2 separate regions of the Homo sapiens genome follow, and region 1 is linked to region 2. The links are chromatin contacts, found by Hi-C in ENCODE. All regions are on one chromosome and are shown on one strand. The core of a region is the stretch at or near the end of the contact, and the rest is flanking DNA. Distances in the headings are between cores, read along the strand shown.

The links. A loop is a pair of places that touch in the nucleus more often than their neighbours do. Pooled maps may share reads with other maps.
Region 1: a loop to region 2 is called in a pooled map, with 2.2 times the contacts of the local background. The contact joins the promoter of LUZP1 here to the enhancer-like site in region 2. A Hi-C loop is called at or near these places in 2 of 50 pooled maps.

What each region holds. Positions count from the first base shown.
Region 1 is chr1:23,166,482-23,170,991 of GRCh38, forward strand. LUZP1 (leucine zipper protein 1) reads right to left here and starts at 2,375. Exons shown (of 4, transcript NM_001395462.2): 1 at 2,285-2,375. RefSeq lists enhancers at 1,081-1,612, 1,613-2,144, 3,220-3,269 and silencers at 1,384-1,523, 2,515-2,574.
Region 2 is chr1:21,763,131-21,767,414 of GRCh38, forward strand. All of the region lies in intron 1 of USP48 (ubiquitin specific peptidase 48), which reads right to left. Among named protein-coding and RNA genes, the nearest start is that of USP48, 18 kb to the right of the region's middle. Within about 2 kb of position 1,766, at least 18 of the 41 ENCODE cell types and tissues checked have a DNase peak (open chromatin) inside an H3K27ac peak, as active enhancers do.

The DNA of each region.
Region 1 (4,510 bases), core at 1,125-3,624, 1.4 Mb after region 2:
CCATCTCCACTAAAAATACAAAAATTAACCGGGCAAGGTGGCACACACCTGTAATCCCAGCTACTCGGGAGGCTGAGGCAGGAGAATAGCTTAAACATGAGAGGCGGAGGTTGCAGTGAGCCGAGATCGCACCACTGCACTACAGCCTGGGTGACACAGAGCACTCCGTCTCAAAAAAAAAAAAAAAAAAAAAAAAGGGATGCTAACTACCACCTCACAAAATTCTTGGGAAGACTGCCTAAGATCTATACCACCTAGCATAATTACTGGGTACAGAATAGGCAACTCAACAACATTAGTTCCTTTTCTTGGTCTTAAATTATTTAAGATTAAGAAAACACCTCATAATCAACGAAGGCTAATTAACAATCCGCATTATTAATCACTGGTCAACAATGAACCTGTGTTTGCTGCCTTCTTCATACTCCAACCCATTCCCTTCCCAGCTCACTATTTCCAGCTTTTCAAACTTTAGTTACTATGTTTAGAAAAGTGATTTAATTTTAGAAACCTGGAAAATTCTTCTAGGAGTAAATTCTTCTAGGAGTAAATTGAGCAAAACCTTAATCTGCCCCCAGGGGAATTCTGAGCAAAACAATTATTTCTGACAAAAGAAGAATTTTCTATGGGGGTAATTCAATTTAACCACATGAATACTACCAAAGTTGCAAACAAGGTGACAGAAGGCAATCTGGAACACACCTTCCAGATTCCCCAAAAAGAAATGTCCTCCTAAAATCCAAACCCCTCCCTCCCTAATTTGAGGTAGTCAAATCTTATTAGGTGATCTGAATTCTCCCGGCTCTGACACCAGTCCAGCTCCTTAGGCCAGAACTGCAGCCGTCTGTAAAAGAAATACCCTGAGCAAACCCCACCCCTCAAAACATCCCCAAAAGGCAGGGAGGTCCAGAGAGTATTTTCTCCTCCAACGACAGATAAGGCACCAAGGGCTCAGCAGCGCAATCCTTCTCCCAAGGTCATTCAAGTCAGTGAAGGTGCGACGGTGGAGCTGCAGGCAGTCTGGCCTTCTGGAAATCACACTACAGGGGTTTTGGGGGTGCCTACTCTCTTCCCCTCTCCCACCCGCAAGGGTGAGCACTGGCCTCGGCATTCCCGAAACAAGCCACAACAAGCTCTGCAGTGTTAGGAAAGGGGTTGACGCGATGAAGAAACAGATGCTCCAAAGCAAGATGGTCTTTCTCGGCTCACAGAGGCTCCTCCAAGGTTATGCACAGAAACCGCAGCCACCTCCAAGAGCTCTAAACCGGGCTCCGAAGCCCCAGCGCGGCCGCTGCGGGTCGCCAGGTTCCCTGCAGGCAGGCTCCGCAGCCAGAGGCCACCAGCCCCAGAAACCGCACTTCATTCCTGCGCTCCGGGAAGCCATGGCTCCTTCCCTGCCCGGGCGGCTGGGCGGGGGCCGGGGGTGCGCCGGGAGGCGGGCCCCGCGCTGCGGAAAGTTCACCGCGGCGGGCGGGGGGAGGCCCCGGCCCCGCTCGCCGGCGTCCCCCTGCAGATTCCACCATTAATTAGTCCTAAGGACTGTCTACTGGCAACTTAAACAAAGCGAATGCCTCGAATTCCTTCCCGGCCCAGCGGTCTGGCTGCGAGACCAGCAGAGCGCCCGGGACGCGGGCCGGCGCGGCCGACAGCTGCGGCGGCCGCGGGACCCCTCCCCGCCCGGCCCGCGGCCCGCGCCCCGCGCCCGCAGCTGGCCCCGCACGCCGGCCCGACGCGCTCCCAAACCGCCCTCCTCCTCCTGCTGCTGCAGCTCCCGGGCCCTTCCTGTCTGATCACTTCCTTCCTCCGGTGCCCGCCGGGCCCCGCGCAGCCCCCTCCACGGCCGCCTCGTCGCCCCCCGCCCCTGTCGGCCCGCGCCCCCTCCCCCAACCCCAAACTCTACCCCCGAAACTCTTCGCCGCCCCCTCGAAAATGTCTCCTCCGCGTCTCTGCCCCAAACATTTCTCCTCAGAGTCTCGCTCCCACCAAGAAGTCTCCTCAGAACCTTCCCTCCCCCTCCCGAGGAAAAATCTCCTCAGAGTCTCTTCCTCCAACTCCACAAACATGTGCTGGGTCTCGCCCCAAAAGGTCTCCTCCTGAGCCCTTCCTCCAAAATCCATTCCAACTCTCCCCCAACTCCACACCCCATCTCTCCTCGGCTGCGCCCGCGGTTTCTTCTGCCCCGTGGCCGCGGGTGCCCCGACCTCACCCGGGACCGGCCTCCCAACCCCGCCGCCCTCCCCTCCCCGCGCCGCGCTCCCGCCGCCGCCGCCTCACGGACCCTCACCTCTGCGGCCCCGAACCGCGCTCCCGCCAGCGAAGGGTTCCGCCGCTCAGCTGCCAGCGACCGGCGCCTCCTCTGGCTCCGCGGGACTGACAATGAGGGGCGGGGCCAAATTGTGACGTCAGCGTTCTGGAAGGCGGGGTCTTTGTGATGGGCGGGGTTGTCTGTAGGCCCCGCCCCCTCCGTCCTTTTTTTCCCTTCCCAGGACTTAGACTCCACCAAGTTTTTATTGCCTCCGTAGCTGGGTCCTGTGCTAGGCGCCCTGGGAAATCGAAATGGAAGACAAGACTTCTCGATTTCAGGAGGGACACTTTCGGCCCGCGTGGTGGCTCAAGTCTGTAATCCCAGAACTTTGGGAGGCTGAGGCGGACGGATCGCTTAAACTCAGAAGTTCGAGACCAGCCTGGGCAACATGGCGAAACCCCATCTCTATAAAAAATACAAAAATTAGCCGGGAGTGGTGGCGCCCGCCGGTAAGCTAAAGTAGGAGGATCGCTTGAGCCGAGGGAGGTCGAGGCTGCAGTGAGCCGTGATCGTGCCACTGCACTCCGGCGTGGGTGACAGAGTGAGACCCTGTCTCAAAAGAAAAAGAAAAAAGCGGGACACTCTCAGTAGGGTTGTGAGGATTAAATGAGATAATCAATGGAAAGGTGCTTAGCCTAGAACCTGATATGGAATAATCACTCAACAAATCCTATTTCTATTACTCTGCAAATGCAGAGAAGGAACTCAGCTCAGACTCGGGAGGCATGGGTTCCCGTCCCCCACTGTGCTATTAATTCTTTGTGTGATGCTAGACAAGTACTTTCCCATCTATGTTCCCGATTTTCATCTTCTTTAAAATGGGAAGGGGGAATAACCAGATGATCTCAAAATCCCCTCCCATACTTCTATGACATACTTCCTTTAAGTCTACTATCTAAAAGGCACCTAGTGCCCTGAGAAGCCAGGAGGAAGGCTTCAAAGACAGCCCAAGACCCACACCCAGCATAGTACAGGACACAGCCAGAGACTGCTCTCGCTGCGGATGCCCTCCCACACGCTGGCACGCAGCAGCATTCACAAGCCAGGACACAGATGGGCTGAGGGCTGCTTCCTCTCTGACTACAGCAGCATGGTTGGTCTCTTGAGACATCTCTTGTGTAAGCTCTTTATTGCCTATGGAATAAAGGCCAAAGCCCTGGCCTGGTATGATCACTTCCTACCTTTACACACACACACACACACACACACACACAAAGTTTATCCAAACTTCTCTTAGCACACCCACTGCTTTCCCACATTTGACCCTTTGCTGAAGCTCTTCCCCTGCTGTCTCACCTCCCAGCTTCTCCCAGCCAGAAAGCAATCCTCCCTGTTCTGAATAACCAATAACATTGTGTTTAACCCTCACGTGGGCATGAACACTACAACTTATAAAGAACTGACCTCCCATTTGTTTCTTAGCACTTCCTGGAGGTCAGAACCCACACATGTTTGTGGAGCTCAAGCTCTGATGCCAGAAAACCCTGGGATCATATGTTCTGGGGTCATAATAGCCATCTCTGAGCCTGTCTTCTCATCTATAAAATGGGGATAATAATATAGTCTTGTGGTGTTTGTTTTAAAATTACCTAAGATACTGTATGGAAAACATCAGGCACAGTGTTCCACAAACAATATGAACAATATGATTGTCATTCTTATTTTCTTTTTCTTTCTTTTTTTTTTTTTTTTTTTTTGAGACGAATTTTCTCTCTTGTCGCCCAGGCTGGAGTGCAGTGGCACGATCTCAGTTCACTGCAACCTCTGCCTTCCAGGTTCAAGAGATTCTCCTGCCTCAGCCTCCCAAGTAGCTGGGATTACCGGCACTTGCCACCACACCTGGCTAATTTTTGTATTTTTAGTAGAGACGGTGTTTCACCATGTTGGCCACGCTGGTCTCGAACTCCTGACCTCAGGTGATCCACTCACCTTGGCCTCCGTAAGTGCTAGGATTACAGACGTGAGCCACCACATCAGGCCCCTGTCATTCTTATTTTCAGTAGTATTATATTGACCAGGCGCGGTTGCTCATGCCTGCAATCCCACCACTTTGGGAGGATCACTTGAGTCCAGGGGGATGGATCACTTGAGTCCAGGAGTTTGAGACCAGCCTGGGCAACATGGCAAAACCCCGTCTTTACAAAAAATACTAAAAATTAGCCAGGCCTGGTGGTGCCCGTGCAGTCTCAGCTACTCAGGAGGCTG
Region 2 (4,284 bases), core at 516-3,015:
AGACTTTCAAAAGCTACTATGAGAAGCTGGGAGCAATCTGTATTATTAGGCCCCACAACACTGGCATTGTTCTTTTTAAATTTTCTTAAATTAATTGCTTGCTAGGTATCACTGAATACGTCTTCAGTCGGCTAGAACACCACCACAGCAGAATGCCAAGTGCAGGTGACCTGTGATAGACTACCACCCCAGGCCAAACCTATGGCTCCCGAGCCTCTATGGCCACACTTCAGGTGGGAACCAAAAAGCCAATGGCGGTGCTTTGCATTAAAAGGGCTTGGGCTTTCTAAACTTCTAAATTGTTGCTAAGCCTTTCATACATAGCCCAATATGGGGGGGCGGGGTTGTGTTTGTTCTCTTACTTGGAGAGGTAAAGAATCTACTTAACAAACACAAATAACAGCTGGGCGCAGTGGCTCACGCCTATAATCCCAACACTTTGAGAGGCCAAGGCGGGCAGATCACCTGAGGTCGGGAGTTCGAGACCAGCCTGGCTGACATAGAGAAACCTCGTCTCTACTAAAAATACAAAAAATTAGCCAGGCGTGGTGGCACATGCCTGTAATTCCAGCTACTCAGGAGGCTGAGGCAGGAGAATCACTTGAACCCAGGAGGCAGAGGGTGCGGTGAGCCGAGATCATGCCATTGCACTCCAACCCTGGTAACTAGAGAGAAACTCTGTTTCAAGAAAAGGAAGGGAGGAAGGAAGGGAGGGAGGGAGGGAGGACGGATGGACAGGCAGACACAAATCACAGTTCTAATTATAAGCTGTTACTTCTAAAGCCAGCCTTAGCAGCACAGCAGAATGCCAACCACAGAGGGCTGTAGCCTCTCCCATTCGTCATTCTCCAATGCCCCTAACTCCATTTTATCCCTCCTTAGGAGTAGGCCCCAGGTATCAAGGATCATTTATCATCATGTGTGTGCCAATTTCCTTACAGTAGAAAAACAGTTATGTGTACCTGTGTCTATCAACTATCAAAACAGATCAAGGAGGTTGAGTGTTTCACAAAATATGAGACAGTGTCTGGGAGCAGTGGTTCACACCTGTAGTCCCAGCAATTTGCAAGGCTGAGGCAGGCAGATCACTTGAGGCCAGGAATTTGACACCAGCCAGGCCAATATGGCGAAAACCCATCTTTACTAAAAATACAAAAAATTAGCCAGGTGTGGTGGCATATGCCTATAGTCCCAGCTGCTCAGGAAGCTGAGACAAGAGAATTGCTTGAACCCGGGAGGCAGAGGCTGCAGTGAGCTGAGATCACGCCACTGCACTCCAGCCTGGGCATCAGAGAGAGACCCTGTCTCCAAAAAAAAAAAAAAGCCTGGGCGCAGTGGGAGGCCGAGGCTGGTGGATTATGAGGTCAGGAGTTCAAGACCAACCTGGCCAAGATGGTGAAACCCTGACTCTACTAAAAATACAAAACTTAGCCAGGTATGGTGGCAGGTGCTTGTAATCCCAGCTACTCTGGAGGCTGAGGCAGAGAACTGCTTGAACCCGGGAGGCGGAGGTTGCAGTGAGCCGAGATCGTGATTGTGCCACCCCACACCAGCCTGGGTGACAGAGTGGCACTCCGTCTCAAAAAAAAAAAAAAAAAAAGACTTGATTACATAGGCATGACTGATTGAATCACTGGCCACTGGAGATTAGCAACCTTTAGTCCTCTCCCCTCCCAGAGGTCAGACTAAAAAGTTCTAAACCTCTCATCGTGGTTGGTTCTCCTGGCAACCAGCCCATGTGGAGGCTACCAAGAGCTCCCAGCCATCAGTCATTTCATTAGCATACAAAAAGACACTTAGTCACTTCAGAGATCCCAAAGGTTTTAGGAGCTGTGCCAGAAGTAGTACAAAGACTAAGCATATATTTCTTATAAATCAAAATATCATATAACCCTGCAGGAAAAATAACTAAAGAAAACATCTCAAAAATGTTAAATGACAACAATGTTTTTGTTTCAATAATTCTACTTCTGGGCACAGGTCCACCAAACTTGAGTAATAACAGCACAATGGCAATGCCATAGTACGATAAGGAATTCAGATAATTTAATGGGTACTTTGTTCCAAGACTGCACTGTATGAGAACACCAACGTGTTAGGCAGAGGATAGGTTCCAAAAGGTTTGGTTATGACGTACTAAGCAGACATCTGCTGTGATTTTAGGCCAGGGACACACTTTGGCAGCAGTAAACAGGACAGACCGGGCGGGGTGTGGTAGCTCATGCCTGTAATCCCAGCATTTTGGGAGGTCGAGGCAGGCGGATCACTTGAGGTCAGGAGTTTGAGACCAGCCTGGCTAATATGGTGAAACCCCGTTCTCTACTAAAAATTCAAAAATGTGCCAGGCATGGTGGCACGCGCCTGTAGTCCCACCTACTCCAGAGACTGAGGCAGAAGGCTCGCTTGAACCCGGGAGGCGGAGGTTGCAGTGAGCCGAGATCACGCCACTGCACTCAAGTCTGGGTGACAGAGCGAGACTCTGTCAAAAAAAAAAAGGGGGGGACAGCCCGAAGCTGAACAAGGCATGAGACGTTCCGAAGCTAAACAAGGTGTGAGACATAACTAACAATTTTTCTAGTGGAAGATGAGGTCTTAAAAAGCCAATTTAGGCCGGGTGTGGTGGCTCACACCCGTAATCCTAGCCCTTTGGAAGGCTGAGGTGAGTGGATCACCTGAGACAGGAGAATAGTTTGAAACTACGAAGCCGAGGTTGCAGTTAGCCGAGATCCCATGGTGCTCCGGCCTGGGCAACAAAGTGAGACTCCATCTCCAAAAAAAAAAAAAAAAAAAAAAAAAAAAAAAAAAAAGGCAATTCAGTGGGAATAGGAATGGAGGAAGTTCAAGCATATTGATGGGAAGAAATCAATAGAACTGGGGACTAATAAGATGCAACAGGCAAGAAAGGAAAGGAGAAATCTGGAATGATGCCCAAAATTGTAACAAAAAGATTTTCCAGGCTGGATGTGGTGGCTCACACCCGTAGTCCCAGCACTCTGAAAGGCCGAGGCGGGAGGATCACTTGAGGCTAGGAGTTCAAGACCAGCCTGGCCAACGTGGCAAAACCCTACTAAACTTCTACTAAGAATATAAAAATTAGCTGGGTTTGGTGGCGAATGCTTGTAATCCCAGCTACTCCAGAGGCTGTCATGAGAATCACTTGAACCCGGGAGGCGGAGGTTGCAGTGAGCTGAGATCATGGCACTGCACCCTAGCCTAGGTGACACAGCACAAAAAAAAACAATGTTCCACAAGTCAAAAATTGTGTTCAGGGAGTAGAAAAGTAGTAGGCTAGGTATCAAAGGGTATGAATGACTAAGTTCCTTCTATAATATATTGACTATAGGTAGGAGATACACTTTCAGTTCTGTTTTGGTAGATCTCCAATGATCTGTCATTTAAGAGTACACACGATGAGTGGAAAATTTATAATCAAAGATTTCACAGTTGCTATGCAGTTCAAAGATTCATCCTTTGAATGGGAAAGGGGGTAGGGATTTCACTCCAAATGGTCATTTACAGAGGTTCTGCTTCTTCCTCATCACCTCTTAGTTTCTTAGTTTTTATTTATTTATTTATGAGATGGAGTGTCGTTCTGTTGCCCAGGCTGGAGTGCACTGCAACCTCTACCTAACGGGCTCAAGACATTCTCCTGCCCGAGCCTCCTGAGACTCATGCCTGTAACCCAGCACTTTGGGAAGCTGAGTCGAGTGGATAACTTGAGGTCAGGAGTTCCAGATCAGCCTGGCCAACATGGCAAAACCCCGTCTCTACTACAAATACAAAAATTAGCCGGCGTGGTGGCGGGCATCTATAAACCCAGCTACTTGGGAGGCTGAGGCAGGAGAATCGCCTGCACCCAGGAGGCGGAGGTTGCAGTGAGCCAAGATCATGCCATTGTACTCCAGCCTGGGTGACAGAGCAAGACTCTGCCTCAAAAAAACAAAAAACAAGAACAACAACAAACAAAATCCATGGCCTCCTGGGCACTCAGGGTGTATAATACTCTACTCCCAGGCTCAGGTGATCTTCCCACCTCAGCCTTCCAAATAGCTGGGACCACAGGCATACGCCACCACACCCGGCTTTTTTGTATCATTTGTAGAGATGGGGTTTAGCCTCATTGCGCAAGCTGGGCTAGAATTCCTTGACTCAGGATTATAGGCATGAGCCACTGTGCCTGGGACCTTTTTTATTTTTATTTTTTGAGACGGTGTCTCGCTCTGTTGCCCAGGCTAGAGTGCAGTGGTGCAGTGGCTCAATCTCAGCTCACTGCAACCTCCACCT